Regions from separate parts of the Homo sapiens genome. Here all the other regions are linked to region 3. A link is a contact called in ENCODE Hi-C or POLR2A ChIA-PET data. All regions are on one chromosome and are shown on one strand. Each heading gives the region's core, a stretch centred on a gene start or an enhancer-like site at or near the end of the contact. The rest is flanking DNA. Distances are from core to core; before and after follow the strand shown. Region 1 holds the start of NAV2-AS4 (NAV2 antisense RNA 4). Region 2 has its middle 74 kb from the start of NAV2-AS5. Region 3 has its middle 31 kb from the start of NAV2-AS5.

Region 1 (4,540 bases), core at 412-2,911, 48 kb before region 3:
TGAGGGCACTGTTCCACGATGTGATAGGTATTTCTCCAACCACTTCTTCTGTGGGAACAAGACTATCCCCGCAGTTTTGCCTGCAACCCCCTCACTGAGAGAAGTGCCCACTTTGCAAAGATGGGCAGGTTCTCGCTGAAGTTGCTTCCTACCTCAGGGACTACCCAGCCTTCTAACCTTCTTCCCCTGCGTGGCTCCCTGGGCACACAGACTTGTCAACACCTTCGTAAAGAAGATGCGTGGTTTCCACATCACTAACGACAGACCGCAGTCCTCACTTCCTCTGCCTGCACCCCCTCTTCTATTTCACTCAGACCAAGTTTGGTGGCAGGCTCAAGGAAGCATATCCAACACCACTTAAGAAATTCATTCTAGAGTGGTTTGGGATTGGCACACAGCAAAGCCTGAGCATTTCTGATGATCTGAAACATGGTGTAGGAAAGGGGCCACTGGAGACCAACACGTGGCTTCAGCTCTGCCACCTACTTGCCATGTGTCCTTGGGCAAATCAGTGCACCTCTCTGGGGCCCAGTTTCCCCATCTGTCAATGACACAGGTTGGACAGTAAGATCCTTTCTAGCTCTAATGAACTCCAGTTCTGTGAAATCTGCTATGGCTTAGGACACACTGCACTTTAGCTTGAATTTATGACCCAGACAACTATTTGAACACAAATTTGATATTTCTTTTATGGAGAAATGAATGACATTCACAGGGTAATAACTAGGAAGCCATTTCAAACCCGGGATTAACAGGAAGAAAAAAACCCCACATCTCCAAACTTGCTAAATATAATTGTGTTTACACAACACTGATCTTATATGCCACTCTAAACACGAAGCTGTGTCTGTTAGCTGAAGTCAAAGGGCCTGGATATCACAATCCTAAATAACAATTGTAGAAAGCCTAGAAGCTTGTAAAGAATTAGCAGGAAAGAGACACCATCTCCTAGGGAAGTCCTTAGAGCTTAGGAAAATTTGAGAGTGGGGTGCTGGGACTTCCCAATGTGAAATTAATATCTTAAAAAAAGATAAAAACAATAAAGTCCCCAAACTTCTGCAAGCTTTCCAAGAGTCTGTTACAAGCCTGGCCCTTTTAGGCCCAGCCCCCCACCAAAGCCAGTACTGACGTCAGCTCACTGTCTCCATAGCCGGCAGCCCTGGGAGCTGAACTCACTAGATCAATGAAAACATCAACCATGCCAGACGTGCCTGCCCTGCTCCAAGCCTGCCAAGGAGCCAGGGGTTCAGGTGCAGAGCCGGGCCATCTGTCATTAGGCTCTGCTGTTAATTGCTGTGCTAATGAACAAGGTTTGAACTGGAGGCACGAAACGCACATGCAGATTTACACACAGCTCTGTAGTACTGTGTCCCATTCCCTGACAAGCTAGCACAGTCTCTTGGATGCAAAGGTAAAGGTGGCCAAGTGACATCACACACACAGACGTTGCATAACCCAACCAGCAGATACTCCAAGTGGCAGATGTGCAGAATTTTTCAGCTAGGTGCTCATTCCTCCAGTCATCCATCTACTCAACAAATACTGGCTTGGTCGTGGCCACCATGTCAAATGCCAGGGCTCCAGAGATGACAACAACAGGGTCCCTACCCTCAGGGGATCATATCCTACCAGGGGAGATAGAGAGGTGAACAAACAGGACAAATACAGGTTGACAAGTGCTAAGAGAGAAGTCAGAGGCTGTGGGAACAGAGAGGAGGAGTATCTAACCAGCCTGGAGTATCTGGAAGACTTCCTGAAGGAGGAGAAAACACCTGGGCTAAATCTTAAAGGAAGACCAGAAGCTACCCAGGGAAAGAAGTGAAGGAAGGCATTATAAACAGAGAGGCCAGGAGGTAAGAGAGAACTTCAGTGTCTGGGGACACAGGGAGTCAGATACAGGAGGCTCAGAGTGGGCGATGGGAGGTGAAGAGTGAAGACACTGGGGTATAGAGAGTGAGGATGCTGGAGAAGAAGGTGGGGTGCAGATGGTGACGAGTCCTGAAGAGCAATTGCTTTGCAAACCTTGATCAAGCTCTTGCAATGTGCAAACGATGGCATTAAGTCAATGTGGGGGCCCTTGCCCTCATGGCACATGGACTTCCTAGAGGAGAAAGAAGAAGAGTGGCTCGGAAGAAGAAGAAATGTCACCAGACTGAGTTAGTCAGAGAAGGCCTCGCTCTAGAGGAAGCAGAACTGGGCCTCCAGCTTCAGGCAGAACTTCAACAGGTGAGCCAGTGCCACCACCCAGATGTTTTGTGTATGTTGCCTCACCAAATCAATGATGACATGACATCTTCCCATTTTCCAGGTAGGGAAACTGAGGCCCAGAAAGCTTAAATAGTTTGGGAGCTGGGAAGTGGAACAGGAGGGATGCACTGTTCCTGACTCCAGAGCCTGTGCCCCATCCATTTCACCTTGCTGCTCCCCAAGGCTTTCCTGGTCAAGGGAACAGCCTGACAAGCATGGGGAAGGCATGTGAAAGGCACACAGGAGGACCGGGCAGGAGGCGGTTTTCACTGGAGAAGGGAGTTCGTGTGGAGGAGATGGGGGCCTTGGGTGTGGAGTGATGGTCAACAGAGCAGCACAAGCTTCAGCTTTGAAGTCTAGGAGCCCAGGGACAAGTGAGGTACCCTCTCCTGGCTGCAGACTTCTCACTGCAAAATGGGACCTAACACCTGCTTCCTCTGGATGAATTCTCCAATGAGAACCCAGTGAGATAATGAGTCGAGTGCTTAGGAGATGGCCTCATGCCTTGTGAGTCCTCAACTGTGGATGATATGATCATTTTAATCAACAGCCATCATTATTCCCAATAATAATAACTGCAAGTAAGACCCCGGAGGTAGGTTGGGGCTGGTATATGGAGGACGCTGAGCTCTAGGCAGCCATGCCATCAGGATTCTGTTGACATTGGGGAATTAAAGTGACAATTCTTAAGAACAGACGTGAAATAACAGCTTGGACAGAGCATGTTCTCTTCTACAGAATAACACAGCAACTCCCTTATTCAGAAGTGTCATGATTTTTCTCCTATGCAGAAAAATTGTATCACAGTGAAGAAAGGCATGCCCAACACTTCAAATGCTGGCCACAAGGTGCCAGTGGGGGTGACAGTGACCATCTGAAGGCTGGACACACACCAGTGGCACTCCAGTGGTGAGGAGGCTCAGGAGGGCCTCATGGGTTCCAGCAGGGGCCAGGGGCACTCTGGATACCCCCGGCTGGTGAGGAGGGAAGAAGGCGGGGTCACTGTTGCTGGCCCCTTACTGCTGACACTATGAGCCTCTTGAAGGTGTGGGGCCTCATCCTCTAAGCTGTTTATCGCTGAAAATCAGAAACCTCTGGAGGCCACACTCCTGTAAACACAGAAGCAGATGCTCCCTGGACCACTCCTCTCTCTATCAAAAAGAATAAGGCAGTGGGCTCCTCCTCCAGTGGTGGGCTTGGAGACGATGGAGGGAGGCGAATGCCTTGTGAGGGGTGCAATGTGGCTTCATTTTGAGCCTGTCTCCCACCTTCTTGCTGTTCTGCAGAAGAGGGAGGCTGTGTGGTGGCTTCCAAGCGGCACAGCCATCCTTGAGGAAGGCAAGTGGGATCTGGCGTATGTCGGGCACCAACAAGTCCTTGAGCTCATTTACTGTCTTGTGACCTCTCTATGTAGCAGGCCTTATCCTCACTTTACAAACAAAAATGTGGCCCCAAAAGGGCAAATGACTGTCCAAGCCATGCAGCTAGTAGGCCACTGAGCTGGATCCAAACCCATCTGCCTAAACTCTAAAACCCCAGTTTTAGCCCCTGCCAAATTCTGCCTCTCAGAGCAGAGGGTGGGAGAGAGAGTAGTTGGCTACAGTTCTTCACAAAAGTGATTGAATGATAGTGGCCAAAGAGAAAGGAAGGGTCCAGAGCCATGCAGAGGGACAGTCCTGGGTTTGCATTTCTGCTGGAGCGACCGTTGGCACGTTACTTATTCCCTCTGATTCCTGCTTCCTCATCTGGAAAATGGATCTCAGAAGGCCTATGTGCAGGGTGGTTGTGAAGACCAGACACAAAAGACTGAAGCCCTTGGACTTCAATAAGTGCTCACTGATATCAGATATAATTATTGGTTATTATTACAGAGTGGCAGATAGGGTAAGGAGCTCCTCAAATATCCCCACTAACGCATAAGATAGGTCAAGAATGAAACTGTGAGCTGCACAGGGCGTGAGAATTTTCTTCTGCCTCCCCGATAACTGGATCCTTTATTGCTGAGCACTTATGTACATTATCTAATTTCATCTTACCCAAAACTCAGAAACTAAATGTCCCATCACTTAGAGAGCCAGCTCCGATTTGGCCGTGGATTCTAAAGCCTGTGCTCCTCAAAGCTTGGCTCTCTGCTGCTGTGGATCACAGCTACCTAGGACTTGGGGACTGGCCTCTGGGTCCATGGTCTCCAAGAGGAAGCCTGGTGTCTCCTCACAGCCCCCTCACCCTCCTCTCAGAGGGTCTGCCCAGCAGTAGCACGTGACTCAATCACTCTTCTAAACCCAGTGGCAAC
Region 2 (4,475 bases), core at 1,303-3,802, 43 kb after region 3:
ATACGATATGGTCTCGCTTATATATGGAATCCAAAAAAGCCAGACTCATAGAAGAAAGAGTAAAATGGTGGTTACCAGAAGCTGGTGGTGGGGTGGGAAAGGTGGACAGGGAAAGGCAAGACATTGGTCGGAGGATATAGTTTCAGTTAGATAGGCATAGCATGGTGACTATAATTAATAATAATGTATTGTACATTTCAAAATAGTTTAAAAAGAGGATTTTAAATGTTTTCACCACAAAGAAATGATATATATTTGAGGTGACGAATATGCTAGTCTAATTTGATCATGCCACAATGTATATATGTACTGAAACATTATACCATACCCCGTAAATATATATAATTATTTATCAATTATAAAGGAAAGAAAAGATTTCAAAGAACTGGATATCAGTGTGAGAAGTTGAGACATATTTTGAGAAAATAAAGGCTGTTTTTATCTTTGCTGAAAAGAGCTTGGCAAAAAAAAAAAAAAAGCCACAACCTTTTGCTTCTTTCCTGTGCTTCTTTTGACCATAAAAATATGAGAGATTCACGTGACAATTGATATTTCCATGTATAATGTTAACGAACATCTTTGTGATATTTGAAGTCTCATTTATAACAAAGCCAAGGTGTTGACTCCACCTCCCAGTTCAGAGTAATTTGATTTTGCAAAAGAGGAAAATGCCTTAGGAGCTGTTAAAATACTTATTTTCTAAAGGAGCTAAAAAAGAAATGTGCCCCAAAGCTGGGGATAAATCACTGTGTATTCATTCTTGGTAGCTTCATGTCCAGTCTGGCTCTGGATTCCATGCTTCTGGTGGCAACTCAGCTCCTTTCTTCTTCTCAAGGATACACTGAAAAACTCCTCACTTCCTTTCTTGCTCTCCAACTTCTTCATTCTCCTTTTTCTAATTATCAATAATAAAACATTGGCCATTCTGACATATGAATTCTGCTTTTAAAAATGCTTCAGTTCTCCATCACCTAATCACACAGAAATGAACCCCAGTGCCACTTTCTCCCTCCAGGGACCAAGATGCCTTAATATCTTTAATATGTACCTCATCAGCCACTGAGCATCTACTGTGTGTAAAATCTGATGCCTTGGTCCAATTTCATGGATAAATTTGTAGTATCCATCTCTTGAGACACATGGAAAACCACATCTTCTGTTTCTTATAACAGACTGCTGGTGTTCACCAATATCCATGTTCTCCTCTTTTTTTTTTTTGGCTCATTTTCCACTCTCCTTTCATCCAACAGAGGCCATGTGATTTGTTTGCACCAATGGAGTGTGTGCAAAATAGTCATTACTTCCAAGCCTGGCACCTACACTTCCTGCATGATACTTCTTGCTCTCTCTTCCTTTGCCTATTGGCCAGATGCTGAAGTGTTAAGCCATTGCGATTTTGAGGCTCATCTCTTACAGCAGCCAGCATTATTTACTCTAATACATTTCTATTTTTTGAGACTTTTCTCTAATACAGATTTTATTTGTGCATATAATACTTTAAACATTCAATTGGATGTGAGATCTTTTGAAAAGCAATGATCTGCCTTTGAATTGGGGGAAATACAATTTGCCAACAGTGGTCACAACTGCAAGAAGTTAATATAAAGGCCCCAGTTAGCTTCAGGGGCCTAATCAGAGACTCCCCATGGAGCTAACATTCTTCAACAAGCAAGCCTGTTGCTGGCTCACAAAATGCTTGGTCCATACCACCGCCTTTCAGTTGAGCAGATGGGGGTTTTGATGTAAATTGTGCTGGCATTTGCTGCTCTGAAAATAGATTTGTTTTTGCCTCCTTCCAAATTCAGTCCTAAAAAGCAATAGTCAACAAGTTTCATTTCCTCCTTTTAGGCAGGTCAGCAGGACCAGATATCTGTTTGCTATTAAAAGGCACAAAATAAAGCCAAGGATCTCATGCTTGCGGGGCACCTTGGGCTTTACCTTGTTGGTGCCCCATCAAATGCAGAAATTTCCTCTAGAGAATTCCAGGTAGAGCATCCTGTTCTGCTTGCCCTCTTTGATGGGGAGCTCACCACTTAATGAAGTAACACATTCTAGTGTTAAAGAGTACTTCCAGTTAGAAAGCTGAAACTGACCTCCACAAACATTCCATTTTTCAGTCCTGTATCTGCCCTTTAGAGGCATCCTCTCAAAATATAGTGCCATCTCTACATATTGACCCTTCAGGCATTTGAAGACAGAATTGAAGTCTGAACTCTTATCTTTTCCTTGTCTCTGCCCCAAAGTCCTCTATACAGCATAACTCCCAGGACTCTTCCTCAGAACATACTCCAGCTTGTCAATGTCCAGTGAAAACTGAAGTGACAGGAGCTGGCCACAGTTTGAGCAATATGGAAAGGAATGGGGTTAACATCAGTGCCTTCAGGACACTGTGGTTCTGGGTGAGCTGGACTCTTGTGTTTGGGTTTGAGGCATTTTGAAAAGTAAGAATTGCCTCAGAGGACAGCAGCAGCTCTCCTCAGCTGCGGTAAGAGTTATTGGGGAGATTCAAATGAGGGTAAAGAACACAAGAACCTGGGCCTCACAGAAACCCTGGAATGGATTAGTACTGGAACATGCTTTGAAACCTGCAGGGAAATCTAGAATTCAGTGCAGTCTCCACTACAGGGACACCCTAGCTGTACCTTGGGGGCCCCAGCTCCTTCCTGGTTGACTTCTGCTGCTCTCCATACCACCCACTCCCCCACTGCCTCGCTCTCCATGCTCCATGTCTTCTCAGTGGCTGCTTCATCCTGGCTTTCACCTCCTCACTGTCCATGACGCCTTTTGGCTTCTGCCTGCCTTCTTGTGAGTGTGCCATTTGTGGTTTTTTTCCCAACATACTCTCTATGACTTAAATTCAACACTTCCACAGGGAGAGAATATGATCTTTTCCCTTAATCACCACCAACTCAGTCATGAAATGTTTTAGCTGCAGTTTGTCCTAGCAGCTGCTGATCAGCCTATGGGTTAGTTCAAATGCTCTCCCCTAATCAATAAACATCAATTAACAATGATGACAGGGGTGGGCCACAGGAGAGGAAAGTGGCAATTTCTACAGAAGGATTCTGGGTTTTCATCACATTCACAGAATGTGAATTCAAGCTTATCAATGCTTTTTTTTTTTTTTTTTGGTCGGAGTTTTGCTCTTGTTGCCCAGGCTGGAGTGCAGTGGTGCAATCTCAGCTCACTGCAACATCCACTTCCCGGGTTCAAGTGATTCTCTTGCCTCAGCTTCCCAAGTAGCTGGGATTACAGGCCTGTGCCACCACACACAGCTAATTTTTGTATTTTTAATACAGACAGGGTTTCATCCTGTTGGCCAGGCTGGTCTCGAACTCCTGACCTCAGGTGATCGGCCAGCCTTGGCCTCCCAAAGTGCTGGGATTACAGGCATGAGCCACCGCACCCAGTCTTATCAATACTTTCGACAACCAGATCACACTATGATGTATGTTGGAAAATGTGATGTGTGTTATGGCAAAATCCAAAAGCTGTGTTTTTCCTAGCTGCTGCTAAGCCAGCACTCTCTACCTTGCACCTATATGTGCAAATCTTGGCTTACTATATTTCATCTTGATAGACTCTACAGAAGGTCCCAGTCCTGCAAATTTGCTCTTAATCTAAATTCTATCTTCCGACACCAGGCATTTGTTTGTTTGTTTGTTACTCTCTGCTCTGTAAATTCCAAAGGTTCCTTACAGCCCTATCAGAACCACAAGGAGAGGAAGGAGACCAAGAAGGATGGGGTCAGCACCCAGCCCCAACCTCACTTTGGCCAGAAAAACTGTTCTAGTGCAACAGAATTCCAGGTAAGAGTTTCTTGGAACAATATTTTCTGAAACAGAAATAAAATTTGAAAACCATGGAGGCAGGGTCTTTTTGTGGCTTCTGTGCTCAGTGGTTGGTCTCATTTCTCAGCATAGCATGCTTGCCCACCCCCAGGACCTCCTCCTGCGGCACACTAAGATGGGTACACTGCAGTGCCCTGTCACACTTCCAGCTTCAGCAGTCGTTAAACGCAGCAAAGAACTAGAAGAATGACTGCTTACCTTCGCTTACCTTCTTGCTCCAGGAAGCAACAGCCTGCTGTGCCGATTCCCACTTCGGGCTTTAACCAGCAGCAACTCAGCACAGCTTGAAGGGATGCACTCTTTATCCCTGGTACCATCAGACCAGGGCTGAGGGACAGCAGTGGAAACTAGCTGTGGGCAGCTTCCAGGCAGGGATGAGATGCCCCTCCACCTGCCTGTCTATTTTGCCTTTAACAAAGCTAAAATAAGGCAGATTTACATTATAAAGGTTTAGCAGGCCATGAAGGGAGTTTTTTTCTATTGTGTCTGAATCTTGGCTAAAGCCTCAGGCTAAAGATAATTGGTGGCAAGTAGCCCATGTTCTAGAGGGCTGCTTGACACACTTGCAGCACTTACTGGAAGATGGCAAAGCTAGCCTGGAAACACCCTCCCTGGGTAAGAGGC
Region 3 (4,791 bases), core at 1,976-4,475:
TCGTTTCTAAAATAGACATTGTATTTGCATCAGAGTTTTTCACCTGACAAGTGAAGGGGACTTGCCTTGGGACAGCAGAGAGATGCTGGGTAAAGTTTATGGAAGCCAGGAGAAAGTGGAGATGGGGCTGAGAAGCGTGCGTGCACACATGCACAGCATAGGGGTTAGCATAGCAGGCAAGATGAAGGCTTTTGTCTTGGTTGGTCAAGGCTTAGATTGGGCACTATCTCCTTGTTGCACTTATCTTTGTATTTGCAGAAGCAAGAACTCACAAACACATTGTAGGTGCTCTACAAATTTTAATGGGCTGATTACAATATTTGATGAATTAATTAATTAGCTAATATCCTCCCCATTTCTTGTTTTTCCTTCTGCTTTAGTCTGCAAGGTCCTTGCTGTTTTTCTTTTCAGTGAACTCCAAACTGGCCTGCTCTGTCCGTTGCTTTGATATCGTCTCCTGCCAACTCCCCTCACCTCATCCTCTCACATTTAAAACCTTCCATCAGCAATTTTTGCAGGCACCGGGCTCCGGGTCTCCCTGTCCAGTCACCCTCAGTGACTGGGACTCCCCTTCACTTTGCTGATGTAGAGCTTTGCTTGTGCAATTTTCTCCGCCCTTCTCTTCTGCTGCCCATATTTGAATCTCACCTCCACCATGCCTGCCAAAAGGAGGTCTTGTTCCTGTGACCTACTATCTCTCCCCTGGCACCTGCCCACTTTCTCTAATTGACCCTGACCATTTTCTGCCCAATGAAACATTTTTTTAACATATATAGCTTATTACCCGTATAAGGGCTCTTTGAGCATTTTGAAGGCTATAGGATAGCTTTCTAGGGAAGATCCTTGCTTATAGCAATACCTGCTGAATTTGCCATGATAGCAGCAAGTTAGCCTTTGTATTGAATGACATTGCATTTGGCAAAGCATTGTATTTTGGGATCTAGTGCTATATTCTGAAGGCCACCCAGGGTATAGAATTTAATTCCTGCTCAAACTTTAAGTTCTGGCTCCCCACTTTTTGGCTGAGAAACTTCAGGCAATGCCCTAATCTCTCTAAACTCCTGTTTCCTCATCTGTAAAAGATGTTCATAATCCTAGCCTCACTGAGCTCAAGGAGAGGCCATGAAGATAAAATGAGATTATGTACATGAAAGGAAGTCTCAGGTAAACCTTCAGCCATCACAATAACAGTAAATTCCCATGGACTGCTTGCCGTATGTCAGGCTCTATGCTGGGGACCCTCATGAAGGTTGTAAATTTCCCAATATGGTCTCCATTTTAGAGATGAGAAAACTGAGACCCAGAAAGAAGTAATGTGACCAAGACCATATAGACCACATAGACCCAGTTCCGTCTGAATGCAAAATTCACAATTCTCCACTCTGTCACACTGGGGATTTTGTTACTTGTAGGACTGTAAGGTAGGAACTTATACCTCAGAGGGCAGTAATCCCACTCAATAAATCCTTGCTGATAAACTGTTTCAATGCACAAAATATAATAAATAATGCAAACAAAATCAGTGCAGCTCCCTGCCTTCTAGGAGGTTTTGGTGTAATGTAAGTGGCAAAAATTGCAGAAAACAGAGAACAGCAGAGTTGGACATAAAAGGCCCATAAATATGACAGGTTTTATAGGGTTTGCATTTTTTTCTTAGCAATACCCTCATCAATGCTTATCTGTCAGCTTTGCTAGAGAGCTGCCTGAGAACCTGACTTTACCTTGGGAAGGGTTTGGATAGTCTTATCCAAAAAAATCATTTCGCTTGACCCAAGACTGGCCATATTTATCTCCTTGTGACCAGGTGTGGGGGCAAAGGACCCCTTGGGAATGCAATATGATGGAGGGTGGGGCTGTGATAACCCCTCTCCTTTAAGCCTCCCACCTGACACCTGAGGGGGCCATGAAGAGGAGAGGGAGAGTGGAGGGTGGGAGAAGGAAACCACATAGGAAGGTGGTAGAAACTGGGGCTGCTGGTCCAGGGCAAGATGCCCTGACCCAGGGCTAAGTACCGGGAGGACCATCCTGGGCACTGAGCTTTCATGCTGGCAGGAATTTGGACATCACCTTTTGATTCCCCAAGTCTAAGCAAGAGAACACTAGTGTCCCAAGAGGCTCCATGAAATAGGCTTTCCTAGTAAATTCATTTGGGAAACAGATGCACATCAGCTTGGAAAGTCCTGCACACAGCGATTGACTTGTTCTGTCTAACATGTGCTTCCCGGTGTATTGGATCATGGATCCTATCATGTTCCACAGAGCTAATGTTACTCAGAACATAGTTCAGGGGGAAAAACTGCCCCCCACCTTTTTTTACATGTGAGGGTAGTGGCATCAAAGTGGAAGAGAGTGCAGGAATGGCTGCTTAGGATCAGATCAGTTGGTAAAAAACTGAAATCAGGATCCAGGCCTAGAGGTTCTAGCAGTAGCCCAGTGGTTGGCAATACAAATACCCATAGGAGTAAGGCAGGCTGGCTATAGGGGAAAAAAAAAAGTCTCTTGATGGTCTAGCTTGCATTATCTTACATCTTAATAATGTTGGGGGTTTAGAGAACTATTTTTGACTGTAAGAGAAACAATAGTGTAAGAATGGGCCGGGTGCAGTGGCTCACGCCTGTAATCCCAGCACTTTGGGAGGCCGAGGCAGGTGGATCACAAGGTCAAGAGATCGAGACCATCCTGGCCAACATGGTGAAACCCCGTCTCTACTAAAAATACAAAAATTAGCTGGACATGGTGGCGCGTGCCTGTAGTCCCAGCTACTCGGGAGGCTGAGGCAGGAGAACTGCTTGAACCCAGGAGGCGGAGGTTACAGTGAGCCAAGATCCCGCCGCTGCACTCCAGCCTAGTGAGTAGAGTAAGACTCTGTCTCAAAAAAAAAGAATGGCATGCTCTTAAGGGCAACTGACACTCGACTTCAGGCAGAAAGGTCATGGTGAAGACTGAGGCTAACAGGAATGCCTGGAGCCAAGGGGCAGCCACTTCGTGGCTCTTACCATATGAACATGCACGACAAAAGTTGTTGGTTCTTCTGATTTCTCAAGAAAGGCAGGACAGACCGATTTTTATGGCACATCTCCTGAACAACTATTTTTTTCAGGCTGACTTTTATCTGCACGTCCTCATTTTCTCTGTGGGACATTTTCCTCTCCATGGATGGCCAAGCACTAGGCACTCTCTGGCAGTGGTAGGCAGAACCAGGCAGGTCAGCAGGAGGTGGAGATTCCCTTCCTAGTTTGCTTTGCCTCCAGGGATTCCCCAGAGAGATAAATTGGGACAGCAGCGGCTCCACAAACAGCAGTGTTCAACATAAATATTGCCAGGTTTGAGCTAATGTGATACCAGCCTGTAATCCAAACAAAATAGACCATTGTCCTGTGATTATTTCTCCCCTGGACAAAAGCCTCTGAACACTTGGCCTCCCATTTTTTTAAACTCTCTATTTATGGGCCATGTTAATTTAATTCAGCAGCTCCGCCTTCCATGTGGCTCAAAGGCAGCAGTATTTGCATTTCATGATTTCAAAGCCTTTCTGGTCTGCTGGGCTTCACTGAAAAGAAAGGCTTTGTCCTCTTCATTCTGAGAAACAAGAGGACAGAAAAACCACCCAAATCCTTTGACGTAACACAAAACATGCCCAGCAGCTACACACGCCGTTGCTCATATATCAGAAAGAGAGACTCAATCCCAGAACACCTGGAATGGTCCGGAATCATCTGTCCTTAGCCTTCCGGCTTTCCCCAGATGCAGGCTGTGACCAGGGAGTGGAGAGACCTCCCCTTCTCTGTGGCTGCTGACCCAAGGCCCAGTGGAAAGTTGTCTAAGCAGCTGGCTGGGCATCCTGAATGAGACAGTTGTTCATTTGACCAACTCATTCCCCACCACCCACCACCACTAATGGAGTACTGGGCACCAGGCTGGCAGCTTTGTAAAGCTTACCGCGTCTCAGCCTTGCAGCAGATGAGACGGGGCTTGTGACTGCCACTTCACAGATGGGGAAACTGAGGTGTAGAGAGGCAGAGTGATTTGCCTGAGGTCTCAAGACCTCCTGGAAATAAAAATAAAGGATTCTCTTTGGACAGCAAAGCTGGCTTTTTTCATCGGTTCTCTGGAGATGACTTTGATTTTTAGTCCTGTGAGCAATAATGGATTTCTATTTTTCTTTTTTAATATAGATTTTTTAACTGTGCAAATAATCCATGAATATATTGTTTTTATACAGCATTACAGATAAGGCTTGCAGCTCTATAGATCACCCTCATCCACTCCTTCACTCCATTGCTACACTTAAAAGCCTCACATGCTCTCCTGTCCTCTCCAAAGGCAGCTGCTAGCATCAGCGCCCACAGTAGCCTTCTTTTGTTTCCTGTTTATAAACCATACATTTTCTATGGCTACACATACGTGTATTGTTTGATGCTTTCTAATAAAATTGTATCATAGTGTACACATCTTTCACACTTTCCTTATTACAGTCAACATTTGGAGAATACAGAATGCAGCAGATCAAGAACTTTCTCAGTCTTTCTAACATGCCCCAAAATACAGCCTCACTATGGTTCATTTAGCGTCTCATTGTTTTCACTCTCACAAACGATGCCACTGGGCTGGCCTTGCATTGCTTCTTTGGACACATTTACAAGTATTTCTTCAGAGCTGACATGAGAAGTGGGATGGCTGCAGGCAAAAAGGACTGCTGGTTCTCATACCCTTCTACTTCTTCCATAGGCTAGAACCCCAATTTCTTAGTTTGGGTTCCCTGAAATTATTTCTGGCACAGAGCAATGAAGA

The links. A loop is a pair of places that touch in the nucleus more often than their neighbours do. ChIA-PET counts read pairs that join two places held with the same protein, here RNA polymerase II (POLR2A). Pooled maps may share reads with other maps.
Region 1: a pooled map shows a loop between it and region 3 (2.1-fold over the local background). The contact joins the promoter of NAV2-AS4 here to the enhancer-like site in region 3. A Hi-C loop is called at or near these places in 1 of 168 maps with a recorded cell type or tissue (mammary epithelial cell) and 2 of 50 pooled maps. POLR2A ChIA-PET finds 5 or more read pairs at or near these places in 2 of 52 experiments (AG04449 and OCI-LY7).
Region 2: a loop to region 3 is called in a pooled map, with 4 times the contacts of the local background. The contact joins two enhancer-like sites. A Hi-C loop is called at or near these places in 1 of 168 maps with a recorded cell type or tissue (GM12878), 14 of 37 single-sample maps with no recorded cell type and 6 of 50 pooled maps. POLR2A ChIA-PET finds 5 or more read pairs at or near these places in 2 of 52 experiments (GM12878 and H1).

The regions. Positions count from the first base shown.
Region 1 is chr11:19,521,199-19,525,738 of GRCh38, reverse strand. It overlaps NAV2-AS4 (NAV2 antisense RNA 4), which reads left to right and starts at 1,661. Exons shown (of 4, transcript NR_033989.1): 1 at 1,661-1,853. It also overlaps a transcript of NAV2 not described here.
Region 2 is chr11:19,430,853-19,435,327 of GRCh38, reverse strand. It overlaps a transcript of NAV2 not described here. Among named protein-coding and RNA genes, the nearest start is that of NAV2-AS5, 74 kb to the left of the region's middle. RefSeq lists a silencer at 2,740-2,940. Within about 2 kb of position 2,552, at least 5 of the 41 ENCODE cell types and tissues checked have a DNase peak (open chromatin) inside an H3K27ac peak, as active enhancers do; they include GM12878, where a contact is called at or near this core.
Region 3 is chr11:19,474,074-19,478,864 of GRCh38, reverse strand. It overlaps a transcript of NAV2 not described here. Among named protein-coding and RNA genes, the nearest start is that of NAV2-AS5, 31 kb to the left of the region's middle. Within about 2 kb of position 3,225, at least 3 of the 41 ENCODE cell types and tissues checked have a DNase peak (open chromatin) inside an H3K27ac peak, as active enhancers do; they include GM12878, where a contact is called at or near this core.